Regions from separate parts of the Homo sapiens genome. Here all the other regions are linked to region 1. The links are chromatin loops, found by intact Hi-C in ENCODE. Cell type or tissue: PC-9. All regions are shown on one strand. Each heading gives the region's core, and the rest is flanking DNA. Links, peaks and the distances in the headings are about the cores only.

Region 1 (8,433 bases), core at 48-8,047:
AAAGGCAATATTGGGACAGAATATTTGAACTACGGGTGGCCCTGAGGCATCCAGAATGGATGGATGCTTTGCTTGGAATTTGAGCGTCCATGTCAGGGAGGATGCACAATGGGAATTTAGAAGAACTGCAAAGGGGCTGGATTTGACAGTATCCATACTTGTTAGAAAAGGCATAACTCTAAGGTTGGGCACGGTGGCTCAGGCCTGTAATCCTATCACTCTGGGAGGCCAAGTTGAGAGGATTGCTTAAGTTCAAAAGTTCTAGACCAGCGTGAGCAACATAGTGAGACCTTGTCTCCACAAAAAATTTTAAAAATTAGCTGGGCATGGTGGTGTATGTCTGTGGTCCCAGCTCCTTGAGAGGCTGAGGCAGGAGGATGGCTTGAGCCCAGGAGGTTCAGGCTGCGATGAGCTGTGATAGTGCCATTGTACTCCAGCCTCGGCAACACAGTGAGACCCTGTCTCACAAAAAAAAAAAAAAAAAAGAAAAGGAAAAAAAGGGGAAAGCCATAACTAGCATTTCCTTTTCTCTATTCCTTGAAGCTTGGTAGCAATTTGCTGTCCTTGTCAACATCTTCTTCACTATAATAGCTTCTGGGGACCATCATCTTAAGTGAAACAGCTCAGACACAGAAAGTCAAACTCCACATGTTCTCACTCATAAGTGGGTGCTACGTAATGTGTACACTTGGACATGGGGTGTGGAATGATAGGCAATGGAGTCTTGGAAGGATTGGGGGCAGAAATGTTGTGTTTCTACATCTCAATTTCCTCCCTGGAGACTGAAAAACAGGAAGGCCAGAGGCCACCTCAGTTTAAATTCAGCACGGAATGAAGTGGGGTGGGTGACGAGAAATTACTTAATGGGTACGATGAACATTATTTCAGTCATGGATACACTAAAGTCAGGACTTCGTCACTTCCATCACACAATATATCCATGTAACAAATTTACTTGTACCGCTTAAATTTATGCAAATATAGAAAAAGCAAATGCAAGCATGCTTAAAAAAACAAAAGCAGTTGATGAGGCAGATGATGAGGGAGCTGGTGGCAAAAAAAGAGGTAAGTGGAAAAAGAGACACATTCCCTGCATGTGGGCCCAAGGAGAAGATAACTCACAAGAGTTGAAACTGTCAGGTCATTTTAGGATGCCACTGGATCTCCCTCACTTGCCATAAAATTACAGGAAATGCAAAGCACATGTTGTAAGGAGCACATTCTTCTCACAGTTCCTCCTGGGCCAGCCCTTGAGAGACACCTACACCCGGAACCCTGACTTCACTCCAAAGGCCACAATCGCTCCTTCCCTGTTCAAAGATTGGGGGGATGTGAGTGAAATCCATAGAGATGCTTGCCTTGCCTCCTTTCAGACAGAGAATGCAGCTCATTTCTGTTCAGTACTGAGCAGAACTGAACAGAATTTAACCTGGGGTGGCCACAGGGCTTTCTGACTTCCGGTCTCCAGGGAGGAAAGTGAGCTGCAGAAACACACGCTGTTTCTATTTTGTCGCTCTGGATCAAATGGAGCTACCAGCGTCCTGGCCAAACCTTGTTTTTCCTTTTTAACCCTCAGCTCAGTCCCTGTAGGAACCTGGTTTGGCTCAGCCAGTCTTGGCCTCTGGTTCATCATTTTCATGATCATGTTTGTGGCTGGGTCTGGAGTTCAGGGGAGCAGACTGCTCAGGTGGCTGGGACCAGGTCTCCGGCTTCTCCTAGTTTTCTCCCTACTCCTGGGCATTGATTGGGACTTATTAGAACCTCCACTGGAGGAAAAGGAAGCAAACAGAAGGAAGTTGAACCTCAGATGAGTCAGGTCAGTTAGCCCGCTGGTTAGGGGGCTGCACAGAAAATCATGTAGCACCTTAAGGTCAGGGACAGCCAACACTGTCCCCCAAATCCAGATAGGAGGTGGCTCTTGGTGCATATGTCAGATGAAAACATTAGTGAATGCAGGATGAGGGAGAAACCCCTGGCTATAAAACTTGGGTTTTAAAAAAATGTTTGTGATATTGAGGAAAGAGATGATTATGAATTAGTTGTGTCAGGTTTACAAATTTGCAACCCATGTAGCAAAATTTTTCTGGGTATTTTTGTTCTTACCAAAATATCTTTTTCATAACCTTCTTTTTAGCTCTTGAGTTTAATTCTCCAGAATTTATATTACATTTCTATCCAACACTCAAGGCAAGATTAATTTGGATTTGCATCATTTTGCCATGCTTTTTAATTTCTGTCCAATCCTAATGATTTGGAATTTCTCCCCAGTTAAAAAGTATAGCCATAAATGGGTAATGCATTCTGGAAGGCTGGGTTTCCTAAAATGGCTTTGTTAAGGTCAAAGCCACTGAATCGATGTCAATCAACTAATATCAGTCAATGTCAATCAACCAATGTGAATCACTGAGTCATTATTTTAGCCTCAGAAGGGACCCTTGAGTGATCACCTCATACAATGCCTCATTGTCTGGCTGAAGAAACTAAGATGCCGATAGGGATTGATCATCATTTCCCAATTCTTTGTGCCTTTCCTCCATGTCCTTTGCCCTGTGACATGGCTGTTCTTCCCACTGGAGCAGGTGGAGTACACTTCCCCCATGCCATTGATGTGGGGCTTGGCCAGTAAAATGTGTGTGGACGTGATGGTAAGTCAGGGCCAGGCGAAGATCCTGGAGGCATTTCGTGTTTCCACGTACTCTCTTGCATTCTAATGATGCACTGTGAGAAGAGCATACCCCAGGTAGCTAGCCTCTGGTACAAAGAAAATGAGCAGACACGTGGAGTAGACATGGACCCCACCTGCTGCCTGAATCAAACATGACCACCCTGAAGCCTGAAGCAGAGCTGCATAGCAGGTCCCAGCTAAGATTAATGAATCCACAGTCAACATGAAGACGTGTGAGCAGGAGAATCGATGCCTGCAATTCTAAACTACTAAGTTTAGGAGTGGTTCGTTGTGCAGCTTATTGTAGCAATAGCTGACTAGTACAGTTATCGGCTGAAACCCTGACTCTTATTCCCTTCTTTATTCTCTAAAGAGATTTAACAGTGCCATGGGGTCCCGATTGCACTCACCATCCACACCATCATGTAGGAGAAGGCTGCGATCCACAGCGTGGAGGAAGCAAACGTCACCATGAACCATTTCTCCCAGCGCGGCTTGTTGCAGTTGGGTACAGTGAAGTATAAGACGAAACTCAGCGGCCAGGTGAACGCCCATTTCACTGTTTCCAGTTTACCCGCTGGAAAAATGAAAAAGGCCAAAAAGAAATAAAAAAAAAATAACAAAGAACCCCAGTTAGCTTTATTTCTTTGCTCTGCCAAGTGTCTGTACTGCTTTCCCCAGAATTAAACCTTATTATATTGCTCTTTTTCTAAAACATTCAAATGACTTTCCATCACCAACGAAACCTGACATGCAACACCAAACAGAATTAAAAAAAAAATTACCCACTGCCCACCTGCTGATTAGGTCTCCGAAATGAGAGGGTGAATCACTTCTTAGTAATACCAGGCTAGGGGGATGGTTTGGCAGATGGCCAGGTGGGAAAAGAGAGGAGGATACTCAGGTCAAAAAAGAGGTGGAATGTGTGTAGGTGCAGGGGGTCGAAATGGGGGTGGGGAGCTAGGAAGACCTCCAGTGGGCTTCTGTTTTCCACGTTTTCGCCCGATAATAAAGCGTCAGCGGACGCAGCGCCACCTGGTGGAATTTCTCAGCATCGTCGGTCAGCGCGCCGGAATCTTCAAAGAGGATTTGAAGGCTCTCCCTAGACCTGTATTACTAACCTGATTAACTGCTAATTCACCTCTAGAAATAAATATGCATACATATTTCCATGTATTCCTCAATGCAATCCAGATACACAGTGCCTCTACCTTCCAGAAAGTTTGCTGTGCCTCTTTCTAGTCAAACCCTCACCCTCTACCACCATAGATATTGTTTTTACTGTTCTCCAACTTCAAATAAAACCATATAGGATGTTTTCGTGCCTTCCTTCTTCTTTTCAACATAATGTGATTGAGATTCATTCATGTTGCGTGATCCATTCCTTTTAATTGCTGTGTAGTATTCCCTCCTATGAATGTGCTACGATTTGTTATCCATATGGCGGTGGGTGAGCATTTGTTTGTTGCCAGTTTGAGGGTATTACAAGCCAGGTGACTATGAACATTGTTGTACAAGTCTTTTTGTGGTCATGTTTCATCTCTCTTGGACGAAGACCCAGGAAAATTGCTGAGTCATAAGGTGGGTATTTATTTAACTTTATAAGAAACTGCCAGTTTTCCAAAATGATTGAACCATTTTATATTCCCACCAGAGTTAAGGAGGAATTTTTATATTATAACATTTGAACAGTAATTAAATGTTTAATAAAATGTATTTTATAATTTTAGACCAGTATCCAGTATTTGTTTCATATATCCTACCAATCTCCAAATAGTTTCTTAAAACTGCATAGATAGAAAAAGTATCTAACATTATTTCTGGCACCCTCTGGCCTCTCTTAAAGGGCCGAGGCACAGTGTCTATGGGAGGCAGAGGGGTTTCTCATTAGATGGTGCTGGGCTCCGGTCCCTGCTCTGTGGCTTATGAGTTGAAAGACTCAGTTAATTAAACTCTCTACACCTCAGTTTCTTCATCTGTGAAAATGTGTATACAGCAGCACCGAGCTCACAGAGTTGCTGGGAGAATTAAATGAGATGATATTAGGATGAGGGCTGGGACAACATGAGCTCACAAGTCGTTCCTGTCAAAATCCTGGGAGTCATTCTTGATCTTTCCCTTTCTTTTATCCCCCACAGCCAACCCTGGCAACCTGACAGGACATTCCCACCATCTCATCATCCCCACAGCCTCCGCTGGGGCCAGGTTCACCAAGGCCTGGCTGACAACCTGGCTTCCTACGGGGACTACTGCTCCAATGCCTATCCTACCTCCATCTGTTTGCTACCAGTAGCCAGAGGAAAGAGTCTCAAAAACCAAATTGTTCTAGAACCTTCCACTGGCCTCCACTGCCCTTAGAGTAAAATCAGGTCTCCCCACCATGGTCTGTAAGGCACTGCCTGATTTTGCCGCACCTGCCACTCTCCCTGCTCACATACTCCCTGGTCTTGGCTAACTTTCTGTCCTCAGACACTCCAAGCCTTTTCCTGCCTCAAGGACTTTGCCCTCGCAGGTCTTCTGCCTGGATCTTCTCATGGCAGAATCTGCCCTGTCACGCAGGCCACTTCACTGCTCGAATGTCACTGAGCCCTCAGATAAATCTAAATATAACTCTCATCATCTCACTCCAGCTTTTCTATTTGTTTCATAGCAAATATTTTTATTTGTTTCATGCGAATATTTCCTGTCTTAAACCATCAGGGTTGTTTCTTAATTTATTTTCAGTCTCCCTCAAATTAGAATAAAGTCTATGAGAACAGGGGTCTTCTCACTTGTTTAGCACCTGATTGAAAGGCAGGGATAGTGCAGGGCTTATATTGCATTTTCAGTAAATATCAGTAACAGTAGTAGTAATAATGTTATTATGAACAATCTAATCAGACAGACCAAAGAAAATTACTTGGTTTTGAGAATCTAAGGCTATCCAATTTACAAGTACAGAGTAAAGCAAACAAACAAAAAAAATAGTAAGAAAAGAGAAGTGTTTTCCTATTAGCTGCTATGAGTCTTGTTAGATTTAAGCTTTGGAGATGGTCAAGTGAATGATGAGAACATAGAGACTGTGCTTGCTTTGTAAATCAAGAAGCCTGGCTGAGAGTTGTTTGGAGAGGGGCTTCCAGATGCTGCAGAATCCAGGATATGGCCAGCTCTTTGGATCCCAAATGCATCCTGGAATTTGGCACATTCCTAAATCCCGCAATGTGCTGATAAGGCATTTACCCATGTGGAACCTCCTAGAATCCCCTCAACGGCCTTCCATATGGCTGATGCCCTCAAACGGACAGAGTAACTCGGTTTAGTTTAAAATACACACCCAATCAAAGATTACGAAGAAACACAGGAAGAGGAAGAGAAATGATCCCAACTTGGCTCTTTCACATTCTTCAGAAAATAAAAAAAAAGAGGGAAGAAAAAAATGAAGTCAGAATTTACGAGTGCAAGAGCTTGGAAAATGATATTGATTAGACAAAGTTGTAAGAAGTGTAAGTTAGTGCCAGTGAATTTTGAGTTTTTATCAACTGCTTTAAAAATTTCTGACTGGACACTGGGAGGGCATTATATCTGGAAAACATCATTTTCAATGACATATATGCTTTCTTTAAGTTATTGCCCCTTTGTAACAACAGAACCTTAAAAGCAGAAATTCAATGAGCATTATCTGAATCATATATTTAAATGTAATGCAGCAAATATAACAAATATAAAGGTGTTTTTTAAAAATGATTTTGAGGAACAAAGGCAGTCAAATAAAGATCACCCACATTTTAGCTGGTCTTAATTTTCCTTTTTTTTTTTTTTTTTTTTTGAGACAGAGTCTCACTCTTTTGTCCAGGCTGGAGTGCAGTGGTGCAATCTCAGCTCACTGCAACCTTTGCCTCCCAGGTTCAAGTGATTCTCCTGCCTCAGCCTCCTGAGTAGCTAGGATTACAGGCGTGTGCCACCATGCCTGGCTAACTTTTGTATTTTTAGTAGAGATGGGGTTTTGCCATGTTGGCCAGGCTGGTCTCCAACTCCTGAACTCAGGTGATCCGCATCCTCCCTTTGCATCCCAAAGTTCTGGGATTACAGGCATGAGCCACCACGCCCAGCCCTTAATTTCCATTTCTGAATAAAGGGTTTAAAAAGGTTTCCTTTCCTCTTTGAGTCAACAACATTTCTGGACATTTTTCCATCTTCTGCTCTATTACCATTGGGTCAAAATAGAGCAACAAGGGGGATAGGTTTATTCTTCATTCATTCATTTAATAAATATCTGTGAATGTCCTCTATGCCATTTTGTGCCAGGCACTGCTGCAGGTCCTGGGGGTACAGCAATGAATTAAGAGAAAAAACTTCCCTGACCATGGACCTGATGTGTTGGTGATTACCTGATTTCACAAAAGTCAGCCAGCAACTGAGAGCTGAAGCCAGGGGCCGGAGCTGGCCCGTAAGCATGATAGTATCCCTTTGAGTTGGACTTGGCTTTAACAAGCAAAAGGATTTGTTTCTAAATTATGTTCCTCAGTCAGCTTTGAAGAAAGCTGAATTCTATCAAAGAGAGAAAAAGTTATTGCACAGTATTTTAGACCTAGACCTAAACATATACATTTGTTCCGATAATATCGGCAATAAAAATGTACACTGTTTTAAAGTAAAAAATACAGAAAAAACATAATTTTGCTTTGGAAAAACCTACTTATATTTTGGTGTATTTCCTTCTAGTTTTTCTTTCCCATGGAAATGTGTTTACCTACATACACATGAAAAGGTTTCTTTTGCTGTCTGTCAACAATAAGGCTTTCTTCACCCAAGAGATAACAATAGCTGCACGTTTATATGTATGTATGTGCATATACCAAGTGTAGATGTATATGTGTATATTGTGTGTATATAACCTATAATATAGTATATACATATATAAACATAAATATGTTAATATCTGCACATATATTATACATGCATACAATATATTAAGTGTACACAGTATACATGTGCATGTTAACACTATGTTATATCAATCTTAAATTGCACACTGTACATATATGTACATATATGAACTCACAACAGTATTCACATACTCCTAAATAATTACTTTCTTGGTAATCATCATACCCATTATAGTCAAGTCCTGAGAGAAGAAAGCACTGTGGCTGGGTGCCAGAAACAGGGTACTCATGCCTTGCAGAATGACTATGAGAGAGAAAAATGTCCTCATCATGTGGACGGATCTTTTTCAGTCCACAGGAACTTGACTTGATAGGAACCCATCTGGGGCTCCCAGAACTGACTCCCTGGCTTCTCAATGCCCTCTGCTGGCCGGAAGCACCCGACAGGCTTCTCACCCATAAGCAGAGGCCTGCCTGCCCCAGGAAGCGGGCCTGGCTGGACATTCAGTCCCCTTGCCTTAAAATGGAGTTCCTAATTCTGGGCCTGGGATTCCTTAGCAGCTGGTGGAGGGGAAGAGACAGTTGTAACTGGGGGAGCCCACTCTTTTCAAAGGCAGACCCGGGCTCTGAATCAGGCTTTCCCGCATCTTAGAAGAACTGGGAAGATTGCTGAGTGCCTCTAGGTCTCTAGCCTCTCCGTGCTCCAAGTGTGGCACACAGACCAGCAGCGTCAGTGTCACAGGATGGGGGGCAGCCGGTTCTTGATTAGCAATGCAGACTCGGGCCTCACCCTAGACCTCCTGAATCAGAACGTGCATTTCATTAAGGAAGCCCTGGTGAGAAGGGCTGCTAGAGAAGAACTTGGAATTCTGCTTTCTATCTTGGCAGCTGGGAGCCCTTGAA
Region 2 (8,433 bases), core at 280-8,279, 110 kb before region 1:
AATCATGATGTTCATCGTTGCTTTTTAAAAAGTCCATCTCACGCCAGTTAGAATGGCGATCATTAAAAAGTCAGGAAACAACAGATGCTGGAGAGGATGTGGAGAAATAGGAACGCTTTTACACTGTTGGTGGGAGTGTAAACTAGTTCAACCATTGTGGAAAACACTGGGGCGATTCCTCAAGGAACTAGAACTAGAAATACCATTTGACCCAGCAATCCCATTACTGGGTATATACCCAAAGGATTAGAAATCATTCTACCATAAAGACACATGCACACTCACATTTATTGCAGCACTGTTCACAATAGCAAAGACTTGGAACCAACCCAAATGCCTATCAATGATAGACTGGATAAAGAAAATGTGGTGCACATATACACCATAGAATACTATGCAGCCATAAAGAAGGATGAGTTCATGTCCTTTGCAGGGACATGGATGAAGATGGAAACCATCATTCTCAGCAAACTATCACAAGGACAGAAAACCAAACACTGCATGTTCTCACTCATAAGTGGGAGCTGAACAATGAGAACACATAGACACAGGATAGGGGAGCATCACACACTGTGGCCTGTTGGAGGTTGGGGGCTGGGGGAGGGATAGCATTAGGAGAAATTCCTAATGTAGATGACGGGTTGATGGGTGCAGCAAACCACCATGGCACATGTATACCTATGTAACAAACCTTCATGTTCTGCACATGTACCCCAGAACTTAAAGTATAATAATTAAAAAAAAAAAAGTCCTTGTAACTTGGGCCAGGCGCAGTGGCTCATGCCTGTAATCCCAGCACTTTGGGAGGCTAAGGCGGGCAGATCATCTGAGATCAAGAGTTTGAGACCAGCCTGGCCAACGTGGCGAAACCCTGTCTCTACTAAAAATACAAAAATTAGCTGGGTGTGGTGGTGCGTGCCTGTAATCCCAGCTACCTGGGAGGCTGAGGTAGGAGAACTGCTTGAACCCAGGAGGTGGAGGTTGCAGTGAGCCGAGATCGCACCACTGCACTCCAGCCTGGGTGACAGAGTGAGACTTCATCTCAGAAAAAAAATAAGGTCCCTATAACTTCTTTCAGGAATATCCTAACTTCTGAGTCCCATAGTTGGACTATTCGAAGATGAATCCTACACAGTCTGTCGCAGTGATGGTGGGATTGAGCCCTGGTGCCCACAGTGGTAACCTGCTCATGTCACAGACTGTATGGCCTCTTTGCCCTCCGTATGCCACTCCCTACTCCCTCATTGTGCTTCAGGGCATCCCTGCCCATATAAATACCCGCATCCCAATTTTTGACCAAAGCTAAGTCTCATTGTAATAAATAGTAACTAACACTCACTGAACACTTGAATGTGCCAGACGCCATGACACACAGGTAACTTGACTTCTCAGTGCTTCAGTTTTCTCATCTGTAAAATAAGGATAAGAATAGTGCCTACCTAAATAAACTAGAAAATCTAGCAGAAATGGATAAATTACTGGACACAAAGACCCTCCCAAGACTGAACCAGGAAGAAGTTGAATCCCTGAATAGACCAATAACAAGTTCTGAAATTTTGAGGGAGTCATAAATAGCCTACCAACCAAAAACAAAACAAAACAAACAACAACAACAACAGCAAAACAAAACAAAAAAAACCCACATGGATTTACCGCTGAGTTCTACCAGAGGTACAAAGTGGAGCTGGTACCATTTCTTCTGAAACTATTCCAAACAATTGAAAAGGAGGGACTTCTCCCTAACCCATTTTATGAGGCCAGCATAATCCTGATACCAAAACCTGGCAGAGATACAACAAAAAAATAAAACTTCAGGCCAATATCCCTGATGAATATTGATACAAAAATCCTCAATAAAATACTGGCAAACCAAATCCAGCAGCACATCAAAAAGCTTATTCACCACGATCAAGTCAGCTTCAACCCTGGGATGCAAGGCTGGTTTGATATATGCAAATCAATAAAGGTAATTCATCATATAAACAGAACTAAAGATAAAAACCACATGATTATCTCAATAGATGTAGAAAAGGCATCCAATAGAACTCCACATCCCTTTATGTTAAAAACTCTCAATAAACTAGGTATTGATGGAACATACTTCAAAATAATAAGAGCCATTTATGACAAACCTACAGTTAATATCACACTGAATGGACAAAAGCTGGATGCATTCCCCTTGAAAACTAGCACAAGATAAGGATGCCCTCTTTCACCACTCCTATTCAACATAGTATTGGAAGTTCTGGCCAGGGCAGTCAGGCAAGAGAAAGATAAAAAGGGAATTCAAATAGGAAGAGAGGAAGTCAAATTGCCTTTGTTTGCAGATGACATGATCCTATATCTAGAAAACCACATTGTCTCAGCCCAAAAGCCTCTTAAGCTGATAAGCAACTTCAGCAAAGTCTCAGGATGCAAAATCAATGTGGGAAAATCGCAAGCATTGCTATACACCAACAATAGACAAGCAGAGAGCCAAATCATGAATGAACTCCCATTCACAATTGCTATAAAGAGAATAAAATACCTAGGAATACAGCTAACAAGAGAAGTGAAGGGCCTCTTCAAGGAGAACTACAAACCACTGCTCAAGGAAATCAGAGATGACTCAAACAAATGGAAAAACATCCCATGCTCAAGGATAGGAAGAATCAATATTGTGAAAATGGCCATACTGCCCAAAGCAATTTATAGATTCAATGCTATTCCCATTAAACTACCATTGACATTCTTCACAGAATTAAAAAATAACTACTTTAAAATTCACATGGAACCAAAAAAGAGTCTGTACAGGTAAGACAATCTGGAGCAAAAAGAACAAAGATCTGATTTTTAGTTTTGAGTTTTACATTTAAGTCTTTAATCCATCTTGAGTTGATTTTTGTGTAAGGTATAAGGAAGGGGTCCAGTTTCAATTTTCTGCATATGCCTAGCCAGTTTTCCTAGTACCGTTTATTAAATAAGGAATCCTTTCCCCATTGCTTGTTTTTGTCAGGTTTGTCAAAAATCAGATGTTTGTAGATGTGTGGTCTTATTTCTGAGATCTCTATTCTGTTCTTTTGGTCTATGTGTCTGTTTTTGTACCAGTATCATGCTGTTTTGGTTACTGTAGCCTTGTAGTATAGTTTTAACTCAGGTAGTGGATGCCTCCAGCTTTGTTCTTTTTGCACACAACAAGCTTTCAATAAATGCTAGTTATTTTCCAGCAAGACTTGCTTATCCTTATTATTATCAGGCTTCTAAGCTGCATCTGCTAGGGTTGAAAGAACAGGGTAGAATCGAGGAAAATAGACAGGTAAAAGAGAATGAAGAGAAAGGAATACATTTCATCTTCATTAAGTCACTTTACAATTCTCAGCCCACAGATGGCAGTGCTGGCCTTTTTCACTAATCAGTGAGCAGGTAGAACAACAGGAACAATAAAGCATTCTCGGTTAATTGTATTTAGTTAATGAAGTTCTATTGCACTGAGGGCAGGAGAAGCCCGAGAACAAGAGAAGATAAAAGAGGGGTCTAGTGGGAGAGGCTGGTCAGGTTGTGCTCCTTGGAGTATAGGTCTAAGGCATGGACTGTGTCCAAGAGAGGATACATTGTTTCCAACAGGGTCCAGCAGGGGCTGGAAGACTTCGCTCAGGTATGCAGATGACTAGGGCTTGCTCTAGATGGTGCCAGAGCACTCCTTGGTGTACCATGAAATAGGGCACTAAAACCTAGCTTTTGAGGGGGCCTTCAGGACTCAGTCAAGGTGGAGAAGGGGATGGGTCACTCAGTTGGTATTAAAAATTAACCAACCCTAGCGACCCAGGTGAAAGTAGGGACTACCCAAAGGTGGCTGACTGACTGCTTGCCAAGGAATTCTTCAGTGATGTCATCCCTCCAGCCTGCCTTTCTATAACACAGCCTCACTCCAGACCTTTAGTCACACTGTGGCAAGGGGAAGGGAGGGAGGCCAAGCCCCAGGAACTCTAGGTATACTTTTTTTTTTTTTTTTTAAAGAAACTTTTTGTAGAGATAGTGCCCAAGCTGATCTTGAACTCCTGTCCTCAAGCAATCCTCCTGCCTTGGCCTCCCAAAGGGCTGAGATTACAGACATGAGCCACCACACCTGGCCTGGCCATACCTGGTAGGGGCAGCTCTTTCTGCCAAGCATGTAGGTCACCTAAGCACGGGGTGCTCGGGACAGGGCCCAGTGAAGTCACCCGGCCTGCTCCAAATTCCGCCTTGATACTGCCTAACTGGGTGATGTAGGGCAAGTGACCTAACCTCATGAGACTCAGTTTTCCCATCTGTAAAATGAGAATAATAACAATCCCACCTGTATAGGGCTGTCGTGATGATTAAATGTGACAACGGATGATGTGGTCATCAGTTCTCCAATGTTATATATTGGCTTTTCCCCTCTTGAAAATATTTTTTGCTCGGATAACCTAATGAAATATCGTATCTCAGAGTCCTGTGGCAGTTCCTATTATTGTTTATTTTACAACTGCATTTTATTGAAGTTATTTATTTATGAAAGTCAAACACAGGGATGTTTTATCTAACAGGAAGGACAGAGGAAGTGAGAAATCTTTGGCCTCAAAAGACAAACCTACAACATCATGATAAGACTTCAGTATTTATACCTGGAACTATGCACTTCCTTACTCTGTCATCATTATTATCAAGAAAATTCACATCTAATGCTCTTTGGTGTTTATTTAACATGCATTTATTAGGTATCTGCTCAGGTAAGGGTCTTTGCTAGAAGAAAAGAGGTGAAGAATAGGAAAGACAGACCAATCCCGGGCCTTCCCGAAATAAAACTAGGGATAGAGACATTGATCACAGAATCGCATAATGATGCCGGGCGCGGTGGCTCACGCCTGTAATCCCAGCACTTTGGGAGGCCGAGGCGGGCGGATCACGAGGTCAGGAGATTGAGACCATGCTGGCTAACATAGTGAAACCCCATCTCTACTAAAAATACAAAAAAATTAGCCGGGCGTGGTGGTGGGGGCCTGTAGTCCCAGCTACTCGGGAGGCTGAGGCAGGAGAATGGCGTGAACCCGAAAGGCAGAGATTGCAGTGAGCCGACATTGCGCCACTGCACTCCAGCCTGGGTGACAGAGCAAGACTCTGTCTCAAACAAACAAACAAGAACTCCATTTCAAAAAATAATAATAATAAAATAAAATAAAATAAAGAATTACTTGATGATTATTTTACATGATAAGGAAAAGAATATTGTGTAATATGAGCAGATACCACAGGATCTAAATTCATGGAGGGAAGGTAGACAGCTTCCTGAGAGAACTCTACACTTAAGTCAGAAAGGGAGGCACCCAACCAGGGTCCAAATTAAGAAATAGAGCAACAACATATTGTGCAGAAATAGTTCTCTAACATTTTTCTCTCTTATTGCTCTTACTCTGCAAGGGTTTGCTTTCTCTGAGAGCAGTTGTGTCTACAGGGCAGCGAAGGCCCAGCTCCCAGCCCAGAAAGAATGTGTAGTTAGAGCAGTGGTGAACCTCACAAGCTTGAAATCAGGCAGCTCTGGGTTGAAACTCCAGCAACACATTCAATAGTTGTGTGGCCTTAGGTAAGTCAGTTCATCTCATTCAACTTCTGTTTTCTTACTTGTAAACAAGCAAAATGATATTTTACACTTCAAACAGTGTTGCTGTGGGTTTAAATGAAATAGCTGAAAACAACAATGTTTATTTTGCTCATGAATCTGCTATAGGAGCAGGGATCAGCAGGGATGGTTTAGCAGGGACAGCTTATCTCTGCTCGATTTAGCATCAGTGGGGACAGCTCAAAGGCTGGGGGCTGGAGCCAGCCTTCTAAGTCCCATGTCAGTGGGGCTGTCAACTGGAGCACCTACATGTGGCCTCTCTGCAGGGCCTGGCTTCCCAGAAACATGGTGGCTGGGTCTCAAGGACATGTATCCTAAGGGATTTAGAGAGCTACGTGGAAGCCCCGTCACCTTTGCTAATCAAGACTTTGATGTCACTCGACATCACTTTGCCACATTCTTTATGTCAAGGCAGTCACTGTGTCCTGCTCAGATTCAAGGAGAGGGAAAATAGACCTCTCCACTTGATGGAGGAGTAGCAAGGTTTTGGAGGAGCCATGACTGTGACCCATGTTGAAAAATATGATCTGCCATAGTGGCCTATACTGAAATCCCATCAATGCAATTTCCTTTCAATGTGAAGATTTATAATTCTATTATAAAAAAAACTACAAAAAGTGGAGAACAGGAAGCAAGGTGGTGGGAACTGAAGAAAGAGAAGTAGAATCATTACTGCCATGTCCTCTTTCAGTTATTGCCAGGTTCTTTGTACTCGGCAGTGGTGTCATCCCTCAGACGGGGCAACAGCAGTGCCCACCTCGTGGTGGTGTTGTGATAATTGAATGAACTAACCCATTAAAGTGCTTAAAGCTGTGCTTGGCCCATGATGAGTGCTCTGAAAATGTGAATGGTTTCCCTTTATGCTCGTGGGCTCCTAACTTGTCCTGATCTTGATGTGGCCCTGCTGCCAGTGTATCATGGACAGAATCCCTCAGGCAGCTGGAAAACATCCTCCCTGTTGCTCTGTCGGAGCAAAGTCCCTTCCACGACCACATATCACAACTATAGCACATGATATTCCCAATCACACTGATGAGCTTGGAAATGAAGAAAACGCTGGGGTGGCGCACACTGGGTTTATGGTCTCGCTGCTACGTACCCCTTCACGCCAGCATCTCTTCTCCTCTCCCACTGCAGTTCAGCCCAACCTCCCCAGCGTTCTGAAGGGCTTGCACATTTTATCTTTTCCGGTAGATGTTCAGAAGTCCAGATCTCTCGTCTCCATCTACAACACAAAAATTGACCATTCAGGGTTTTGTATGTATATTAAAAACACAATGAACAACCACACAGAGGACTTGCTTCCTAGTCTGGCTCTGGGAGGAGACATTGCGAAATGAGAACACAGTGATGGCCTTTCCTTCCCATTCCTGGTCCTCCACCTCTGGACCAGGAAACCGAGGAGGGAGATTTCTTTACCAGAATGCCCTCTAAATCCCTGTGCCAATGCTCAGATTTTAAAAACTCTAAATGGTCTTTCATGAATGGAACTAATTAACAAGCATCCTGTCTTCCCCACCAGTTAAGTGACAATTCATTTCCTTCCCTTATCCCTTGCATCACATCGCTTCCTACAAAAAGGATCCCGAAATCTTCTAGTCTAGGATTCTGGAGATGGGACTAATCAGAATAAGAAATTCCTATATCTCCAGGCACAGTGACTGGCCTCTATAATCCCAGCACTTTGGAAGGCAGAGGTGGGTGGATCGCTTGGGCTCAGGAGTTTGAGACCAGCCTGGGCAACATGGTGAAATCCCGTCTCTACCAAAAATACAAAAAATTAGCCAGGCATAGCGACACACGCCTATGGTCCCACCTACTGGGGAGGCTGAGGTGGGAGGATTGCTTGAGCCTAGGAGGCCGAAGTTGCAGTTAGCAGAGATTATGCTGCTGCACTTCAGCCTGGGTGACAGAGTGAGACTCCATTTCAAAAAAAAAAAAATTACTATATTATCCTATATTTCATTTTTAACTGTTTGAATCAGTATCCTAGCCTTTTCAAAATTACCTAAGTACATGCATGAATGCAGTCACCTTGCTTGAAAACGCAAATATTAGATCAAAGCTCAAGTTCCCTTTGACCATCACCATTAACTCCTATATTCTTGGCAGAAGTGGGCATTTTTATAATTTAAATTATATCTTTCCAGATTGCTTCTGTGCATTCCAATATCCTATTACACGCACACACACAAACACACATGCACACACGTGCACACACACACGTATATGTGTTTCTTTTCTAAATATGTTTCTCATGTGCTCCACTCTCCTGCTTGTTCTATCCTCAGGATGTCCTATCAAACTCCCAACATCGGTATAAGAAGGTTATCTCATTCTTTTTTTCCCACTGCTTTCCTAATACTTCATAGTCTTGGCTCCTCTGTCAGGCTCTATAACTGGACTCTGACTTTCCCTCCATCTCCTCCCCTGGAAATCTCGCACACAGATGCACACACATCCCTTCCTTCATGCCTGGGTCCATGTTAGCTTTCTGGTGTAGAATATCCTCCCTGTCCCTCTCCTCTTCCTTGAGAAGATTCAGCTCTTGGGCTGGGATGCAACATACTTGGGCTTCAGTCCCAGATGAGTTGCTCAGGTAAATTACTTAACCTGGGTTCTTATATAAAAAAATAGGGTAATTGTAATAGCATTTATTATATTTCAAAGCATTGCTCTAAAGATTAAGTAGAATAGGCCGGGCGTGGTGGCTCACACCTGTAATCCCAGCACTTCGGGAGGCCAAGGCAGGCAGATCACGAGGTCAGGAGATCAAGGCCATCCTGGCTAACACAGTGAAACCCCATCTCTACTGA
Region 3 (8,433 bases), core at 150-8,149, 290 kb before region 1:
TAAATAATAAATACTGAAGGACACGGTATGATTTTAAGGAAGATCCCATTAGCCCAGCAAGGAAAGGGGCCGAAATAAGGATAACAAGCACTGGGGCTTTGATCCACTTCAGTTTCTGCTCATTTTGGTGGGCTTCAAGGAAAGCTAGTCTGCAAAAGTATGGGCTACATCTGTGTGATATTTGATGTAGGGAATCCATCAGCCTGATTTCAGTGTCTTTTAGTAAAAGGCCAGGAAAAATGAAAGCAGGGAAGAAGAGACCAATCTCCCTTATGGAAGAATTCCAAATAATTTATGTAGATCCTCCCGCTTCTGGGAGGTGGAGCTTAATTCTACTCCATCCCTTGAGTGTGGGCAGTGCTAAGTGACTTGCTTCCAAAGAACAGAGTATGGAAAGAAGGGAATCTTTAATTTTACAGGGCAGAAACCTGGCATACATGGCCTGGGTCAGGGGGTTGGGAGAACAATTTCAGTGATGAGTCATGCAGACAGCAGTACCCTCTGGTGTGATGTGCCTTCACCTCTGAGGTCACCTTCCCGCCACATAAAACCAACTGGAAGGCAGCGGTAATTCCCTGCCACCAGAAGTATAGACAAGGCCTGCCAAGGGACCGTGTCAGTCGCGCTTGCATCTTGGCTTGACCTTGCTACGCCTTTGGTTTCTTCATCTATAGAAGTGAGGGCAATAAATGGAGCCTCCCAAGGCATTCGGAGGATTAAAAGGGATTCTTATACATTAAAGTGCTTTGTAAACCACACAGGGCCGCCCACGAGGAGTGATTACCAGTGCTCTCACTTGGCTCTTTTAAAAACAGGGATGCATTTAATTCATACGCTTTGACTCTACAGAGGAGGTGGCTGTGACTTCACCTGGGCCTGGACAATAACTGAGAAGCTCCAAAGTGGATACTGTGTCTGCGAGAAGAGAGTGGGGGCTGTGTCTACACCATTTGTTCCCTGTTGAGAGACTGAGCTAGTGAGACAAGGCTGTGGGTAGGACCTGAGGACCAGGGAGGGCTGCGTCTATGCGGTGCTGGCCTCACAGAGGCAGCCAGTGGGAACCCTCCTTTTGGCTGGAGTGGAGGGGTGGAAAAACATAGGTGTGCCCTAAAGAGCCTGATGCTGCCACACAATTCGTGCAGCATTTTAGGTGTCTTTTGGGTGACATTCCTCAATTCCTACATGAATTCCTCTTTTACCTGGTGAGGTTTCCTGCCTGGGAGGTAGAAAGACTCTAGGAATATGGTCAAAAAATACTCTGGAGCAGACATCTTCGTGTGACTTATTTTGTGATGCCATCCGCCACCCACCTTGTGAGCAAGGTCTTTCCGAATTACTGAGCTAACAGCCCCCTTGTGCAGGCTGTCATGGAGTCAGGGGCTCAGGGTCAGAGAGTCACAACTCCAGGGGTGTCAACCTTGTTTTGGTTGATGTAACATAATTGACCCCATTTTGATGCCCTAAAGTAAAAATTAATCAACAAAAGATGTCCCACAGGGGAAAACCAAGTGCTTCTTGTCGTGGTCTTCTATTTAAATTAATTTTTGGAAATAATATAGGTATCCTTTTGCATACCACAATCTTTCTTCTTTTTCTCTGCCTCTTGTTAACTCTACAAGGACATTTGTTCCTTCAGGCGATAGGGTCACATGTACTAGATCAGAAGTCAGAAGATTCAAGGTTTTAATCTCTGTTTGGCACTAACATGCCTCCCTGGCTACACCTCTCAGAAGAGTTTTTTTTTTTTTTTTTTTTTTGAGATGGAGTTTCACTCTTGTTGCCCAGGCTGGAGTGCAATGGCATGATCTCGGCTTATTGCAACCTCCGCCTCCCGGGTTCAAGTGATTCTCCTGCCTCAGCCTCTGAGTAGCTGGGATTACAGGCATCCACCATCATGCCTGGCTAATTTTTTTGTATTTTTAGTAGAGACTGGGTTTCACCATGTTGGCCAGGCTGGTCTCAAACTCCTGACCTCAGGTGATCCACCCACCTCGGCCTCCTTAAGTGCTGAGATTACAGGTGTGAGCCACTGCACCTGGCCCCAGAATAGCTCTTTATCTTAAAAAATAACCCAGATAACTCAGGGGCTTGAACCAAACTGTGACCTGAAAAATTAAAAACAAGTCACACTAGATATTGAAGCTAGAGCCAGCTTAAATACTCATTTGAAAACAAAAACAAAAACAAAAAAAACCCAGATCTGAACCAGAGTAGTTGTGATTGTTTAACTCCCCGGGAATCATTTCAATCACCTTTTCTATATGCGCTATACTCTCCGGTGTCTAACCACATTTTCCGTATCATTTCTCTATTAACAAACAAAAAACACTCAGATACGTAAATCGAAGTGACCTTTGAAATATGTGGAAATTGACTTTAAGGGTACTTTTTCTTCAAATTGTTAAATTGCTCTTTGGAGAAAACATACATTTTGGTTTGTAGCACTTAAATAAGCACAGTACTGTCTCTTTTCTGCTACTGACTTCTAGGAATATGAATAGTTGGCTCTTTTGTATCACTGCTGATAGTCTGTGGAGAGTATCTGAATGAAATAGAAAATTTAAGATTACTAACATGTTTGGATTTGGACAAATTTTGTTTTTCTTGAAACAAGCCTTGAAAACAGAGGGATTTCCCAAGACTGACATCAAGTCAGAAATAAACATCATTTTACTAAAATGAAAACACTAACCACACCATTGCAACAAGTTCTGCAAAATGAAGATTTCTCTACCAGAAACTTTGGTTGGATATCCCCCATGGGTTGAAAAAGACTAAAGCAAGAGTGGTGGGATGTGAACACCCACCAGTGAGGAACGTGTGTTGAAGCAGGAAGTGATTTCACCCCATCTACATCCTATAGCATGGGTCATCAGTAATGAGCGCAGCACACTGTCCGTGAAGAGGTTGATCCCAATACTTTAAGTAGGGCCCCCAAACTGCACACTTCTTATTAAAGCATTTGTCTGTTCTTCCATGTACCACTCTGGAAGGGTGAGAGTAGGTGATGGCTCTCTGGGAGGGAAGCCCAGTATGTGGCCTGGAATGAATAGAGAGCTGGCACACACAGGAACGAGCCCGTGTCTCTCCAACCAGGAGAGCCAAGCTGGTGCCAGGCAATGAACATGTATTCAGGAACCTCTGCATAGCAGGGCTTTTGGTTGGAAGTGCTCCAAAGGGTAGTCTAAATAGAATGCAAATTCTCCATGAGAGAACATAATCATTTACAGGGGCAGTTTTTCGGTTTTGAGATTGATTCACTGTTTATCATTTGCACTTGTCTAGAAAGTGCTAGAAAGGATAGTGACACCAGCACATGGGCAAAAGGAAAGTGACTGAGAACTATTTGTTTTTCTCATTAGCTTTTCTCTATGTAACTGAAGAACCACCCTCTGAAGAAGACAGATGAGTAGTATCTCCATATACTAAAGGGATACATGTGCATGCATTCACAGGGTCATTTTCACCTAAGAATGACTGCTCTAACATACATGGATTAAACCAGTGTATTATCTCCTCCTACCTTCTTGACTTCAAGTTGTTCCATAAATCTAGGCTTTAAATTAGAATTCTGTCTTCTAGTTCAGAGCTATCTTCTTCAGAAGCTATAGGAAATGAGGATAGAACTAGATTTTTTTTTTTAAAGCAGACATAGACCAGTTTTTAAGCCCACATAGACAAGTGGGCTGGCTAAGTCCATGTTCTGGTCAGAGGCCTAATCTAATAAAGTGCACCTCTATGGGGACTGGCTTTCTAATAGTTAGGGTCGCATCTTTCCTTCCACCTGGACTTGTGATGAGTTTCTCAGGTTGACCTCTGCTCCCACTCACCTTCTTTATTTCAAAAGCCTAGCACTGTCACTATACTTTCAAAACAGAATGCTGTTTCACTGGTGAAGAAACAGGAGGAACTGACTGCTTTTAGTGCAAAAGTTTAAAAAAACCAAACCAAACAAACCCACAGAAAAAGCATGGCAATGCTTGTGGAGGCCATATCCATAACTCAACAGAGAGCTTTAGTCTGAGCTGCCTCAACACAGGGTTGTCCCTGCAGTTACAATTCCCCTGAACTACTGATGAGAAAATAGAAACACAAGCAGCAGCAGCAGAACAGTGAGCTCAGCAAACGTGGGCTTCTGATCCAATGGAAGTTCAAATACCGCACCTGCTAGTTTACTAGAGAGTGTGGCTGTCAGACAAATGGCATGGCCTGGCAGAGCCCTCCTTGCCTTCCTCCAATCCTTAAGGGATGACGATGCCTGTTCACAGGGGTGAGGTGAGGACCCACTGGAATAGCTTGGACAGGCTGCCGGGCTTATACTCGAAGCTCCATAAATCATTTTAAATTAAAGGCTGCATCCTTCTAGAGTAGTGAAATACATAATTTTAGCATGTTTTTTGGAGAAAATGAGTGAGTCCTTGAGTTCTAAGAGCAAGTACCACATCCGAATTTAACTACAAAAGGAGCTGGCTGAAGAGCTTCCCGGGACTAACTTGGGTTGGTTCTTACAGCATCAGCAGGGAGGGAAGGCCAGGCACTGTGGGCTGGTTGGCGCCGCTGGCCACATAGCTCAGGCCTGACATCAGCCCCTGCCTGGCTGCACCCCCCTCTGACCCCAGCCCCTAAGAGGAAGCTTCTCCTGCAGGTTGGGTTTCTGTTAATACTGAGTCAGATATGGTCTCCCTTGAGAGCGGGTCTCTGGTGGGATGGGGAAAAAGGCAGCCTGTGTGGATATTCTGCTGTCTCCTTGATGTCTTTTTCAATTAGAAGGCACCTCACAAGGGCACATTCCTTTAGCCACTCACTCCAGCAACACCCCAGCTTTAACCACGCCCTGATCAACCAGGCCTGGCCTCAGTCAAACCACAAGAAAACAAACAAGGCTTTGATTCCTTTGTGAGAAAATCAAAGAGCTGCTGAAAATCACTTAAACGAGAAAAAAGAGAGGAGAGAGAGAGAGAGACAGAGAAAGAGAAAGAGCCCTCTATCACACACTGTTTACTACTTTCAACAAATGGACCCAATCAGAAAGAAAAAATTGGGGTGTAGCTTCTGAACCGCCTGGAAATGTTTGGTAGCTCCAAAGGCTCCTGCTGCCTGGTGAATAAAGTCTCTGAAATTAACCTTCAAGAGTCAACCTTCTAAAATTAAAAACAACAAACAAACAAACAAAGAACCTTCAACATTCTCACCCTGGAAGAAAAGACTGCTTGCCAAATTCAAATTTGCCTTGGCCAAAGTAACCATTAGCAACTCATCCTTTAAATGAGATTATAAAGAAAGAATTTCCCCTTGAAGTTGGAGAAAACACCTTTCATGTGACCTCCAAACTATGTTACTTATTTTAAAGTTACACAAAACAAACTTGTCTTTTTCAGTTTTTGCTTACTCCCAAGCCGTGCTGCTTACAGAAGTGTATGGGATGAGGAGCCAGCAGGATGGTAACCTTGAGGGAGAACAGGGGGCCCGGGGTCCCTAGATGCTGGTCAGGTTCTGCTTATCCAGGGGTTGGTAGTTGTCCCACAGGTAAGCTTGCGGTGGAAACTCATTCCAATGCATACGTGAGTTTTGTGCTCTCTGAACATATGCTACACCTCAATAAAAAGTTTACTTGCAACCAAGACAGAACAAAATACCCACTGCCTCTCAGAAGATAACAAAACTACCTTTGTATGTATGCACAGCCTGCAGAGAAGCACGCGTCCAGAAACACCCGGCACATGTAACACACACACGTTACCACAGCAGGCGGCAGCTGGACCCACAGAGGACCAAACTCCATCCCTGAACAGAATCACTGTGCAGCTCCAATCTGTCACTCCCGAAGACATTTTTGAGTCTGGCAGTCAGCAGCTACTTTGAGAAACTGATTTTTCCATTCAAACCGGGAGAGAAGGTGGAGCTGGGTGTTGTTTTGAACTTCGGAGTAAACTTCATAAAAAATAACAAACATAGGTTGCACTGCCCGGACAGAGTTACAATAGATTTTATATTTTAAAAAAGAGGGTACTTACCTATTTGGTCTTCAGGGATCAGCGACTCGATGGGGGGGTCCAGCTCCGAGCTCTGAGACAAATAGTTCTTGACCTGGGTCATGAACTGCCGGATGGTCTGCAGCATGTCGGTGCTGGACACGTGGCACTCCTTGTTCTCCTGCAGGAAGCTCACGTAGTCCTGCACTAAGCACCCGAAGTAGGTGCATTTGTCCCGGGAAAGCTCGGCGATCCTGCGGACCATCCGCTTCTCCGGGGTCATGAAGGAGCTGAACACCCCGCTCACCTTCTGCAGCTGGGACTTGACGAGCTTGGGCAGCACGAAGGAGCTGCTCCTTTTCTTTTTGGACTTGATGGGGGGCGCCATGGTCTCTTGGTCACTTTCCCCCTCGTAGTCCTCCAGGCTGCTGTTGGTGTCCGCCTCGTAGCCAAACAGAGGCATGCTCCGGTCGAACTCCAGCGAGTCGGAGGAGGAAGTAGAAATGCTCATGTCGCTCAGCCGCTGCCGGCCTCCATGGCACGGGGGCCGTGATTCAGAGCTGGGCGGCGGGGCCCTTGTGCAATCCCCCGGGGCGGCCTCAGGCGGGGCCCCACCTGGGCTGCCAGCTGTGCCCAGCTCCAGCTCCGGGCCTGCGCCCGGCCGGCCGCCGCTCAAGGTCTTTGCACCGCCCTCTGCTTCCAGAAAAGAAGCCTGCTTCTTCAGCCGGGGTGGAGGGATGGGAGTTGGTTTCGTTCCAGGCAGAGCTACGTTCCCATGTTTGTTATGGTTGACTGTTTCTGGCATGCTCGTCTGGGTTTCAGTCCTGGCCAGCCGAGGGCTTGTGTGGAGACTATTAATAGCGGGTGGCGGGGGCCTGGGTGGGGGGGACCGAGTCCGCTCCGTGCCATTCGCGTTGGGAGTCCTTGTGCTCGGCCGTTTCAGGCCTCCACTGAGGTCCTGGCTGTGCACTTTCAAGAAAAGGGGATTAATAAAGCACAGGGCCCCGTTGGTCTGGCTGCACTCCAGCTCTGAAGGCGTCCTGGTTTTGATAGAATGCACTCCATTTATAAGGCAGAGCTGACGCAGGGAGGCAGGACAGACACCGTCGGAGGAAAGAGGCCTATGGGGAGGTGGAAGGTTCGGGGGTTTGCTGTCAGCTGGGGAGCTCCAGAAATCTGAAAGTCATTATCAGTGAACACAAGAATGTAAATACGGTACACTCAGACCATTCCTTCACAAATTAAAAAAAGCACACTGCATGACAACGCGAGTCTTGCGGGGTGGGGTAGGGGGTGCGTTGTACTCAGGTTTACTGCATTCCTTTACTGGAAAGGGCAGAAAGGCTGCCAGGCCCAGCTGTGGGCTCACAGGAAGGCTCCAGGGGTCTGTCACCTTCAAAGCCCTGGAGAAATGGCTTGGCCAACATAGGATTCCAGCCCTGCCTTTTCACAGGTAAGTTGGAAGAAAAAAAGGAACTGGAATTGCTCCAGTATAAGCTCAAAAAAGGTCACTGGGGCTTCCTGACTTGCTTTACAAAAACTGAACCGACTTACAAAGCAACACCACCCTTTCCCAACAACTTCTCCTGGGATGCCCTCCACAGTGCAGCTGCCAGCCAAGGAATCGGGCCTTGAAGTTCCCCTTTAATGGGCAGGACCAGCAGCTGGGCCTGGGGGATGTTACACAATCTGCCTAGGGTTTTACACATTCAGCATTAAAACCACCAAAGGAGGAAAACTACATTCATGGGTCCCATCAGCAGAAAAACCACAGCAAGCTTAATGTGCAGTGCAGGCCCAACCATTTACCTTTGTGGTTTGGAGTCCCTCCTTCCCAAATCCTATATAACCTCCTCACCATGCTCATAAATATGCAATGCTCTGCGAAGTAGTGCAGATTGCTTATTGATCTGTACTGCCTGTGTCTCCTCTTGCAGATGAGTCTCAGTGTTCCATGTAAGTTGAGGGAGGTAGTGCTGTGATCAGTGGTGCCTGTTATAATTTCCATTTGGGATAGGTTATTCTTTTTTTTTTTTCCCTTGAGACGGAGTCTTGCTCTGTCGCCCAGGCTGGAGTGCAGTGGCACGATCTTGGCTCACTGCAACCACCACCTCCCAGGTTCAAGTGATTCTCCTTCCTCAGCCTCCCGAGTAGCTGGGACTACAGGCGCACACCACCACGCCTGGCTAATTTTGGTATTTTTAGGAGAGACGGGGTTTCACCATGTTTACCAGGCTGGTCTCCAACTCCTGAACTCAGGTGATCCACCTGCCTTGGCCTCCCAAAGTGCTGGGATTACAGGAGTGAGCCACTGTGCCTGGCCTGGAATGGGTTATTCTCTATCTCTAGCTATGCTTTGCAGTGTCTTTCTTTCCCATGGGCCCAGAATGGCTGGCCATGGGAGGACTGAGATGAAGCCCTTTGGGAGTCCTGGCTCTCCCTTGTCTGTGTGGTGACAGCC

The links. A loop is a pair of places that touch in the nucleus more often than their neighbours do. Peaks named below come from ENCODE experiments on the same cell type or tissue, not always from the same donor. Only the 100,000 strongest peaks of a DNase experiment are listed, where the experiment ranks them.
Region 2: it touches region 1 in a loop (11-fold over the local background); 38 of 110 quality-filtered maps call a loop at or near these places.
Region 3: a loop joins it to region 1, with 6 times the contacts of the local background. A loop is called at or near these places in 7 of 110 quality-filtered maps.

What each region holds. Positions count from the first base shown.
Region 1 is chr20:19,688,068-19,696,500 of GRCh38, reverse strand. SLC24A3 (solute carrier family 24 member 3) reads right to left here. Exons shown (of 17, transcript NM_020689.4): 13 at 3,076-3,242. Among named protein-coding and RNA genes, the nearest start is that of RIN2, 66 kb to the left of the region's middle. In PC-9, for the core only: CTCF peaks have their summits at 3,461, 3,666 (motif pointing left), 7,756 and 7,960 (motif pointing left); DNase peaks (open chromatin) are centred at 3,460 and 7,890; H3K4me3 peaks cover 829 bases; H3K27ac peaks cover 1,503 bases.
Region 2 is chr20:19,798,031-19,806,463 of GRCh38, reverse strand. It overlaps RIN2 (Ras and Rab interactor 2), which reads right to left. Exons shown (of 13, transcript NM_018993.4): 2 at 6,717-6,842. Among named protein-coding and RNA genes, the nearest start is that of RIN2, 44 kb to the right of the region's middle. RefSeq lists an enhancer at 3,725-4,019. In PC-9, for the core only: a CTCF peak has its summit at 3,488; a DNase peak (open chromatin) is centred at 3,793; H3K27ac peaks cover 1,109 bases.
Region 3 is chr20:19,973,369-19,981,801 of GRCh38, reverse strand. It overlaps RIN2 (Ras and Rab interactor 2), which reads right to left. Exons shown (of 13, transcript NM_018993.4): 9 at 6,015-7,148. Among named protein-coding and RNA genes, the nearest start is that of NAA20, 40 kb to the left of the region's middle. RefSeq lists enhancers at 458-957, 958-1,459. In PC-9, for the core only: no CTCF peak of the experiment used is centred there; DNase peaks (open chromatin) are centred at 4,811, 6,541, 7,291, 7,681 and 2 weaker places; H3K4me3 peaks cover 5,323 bases; H3K27ac peaks cover 5,396 bases.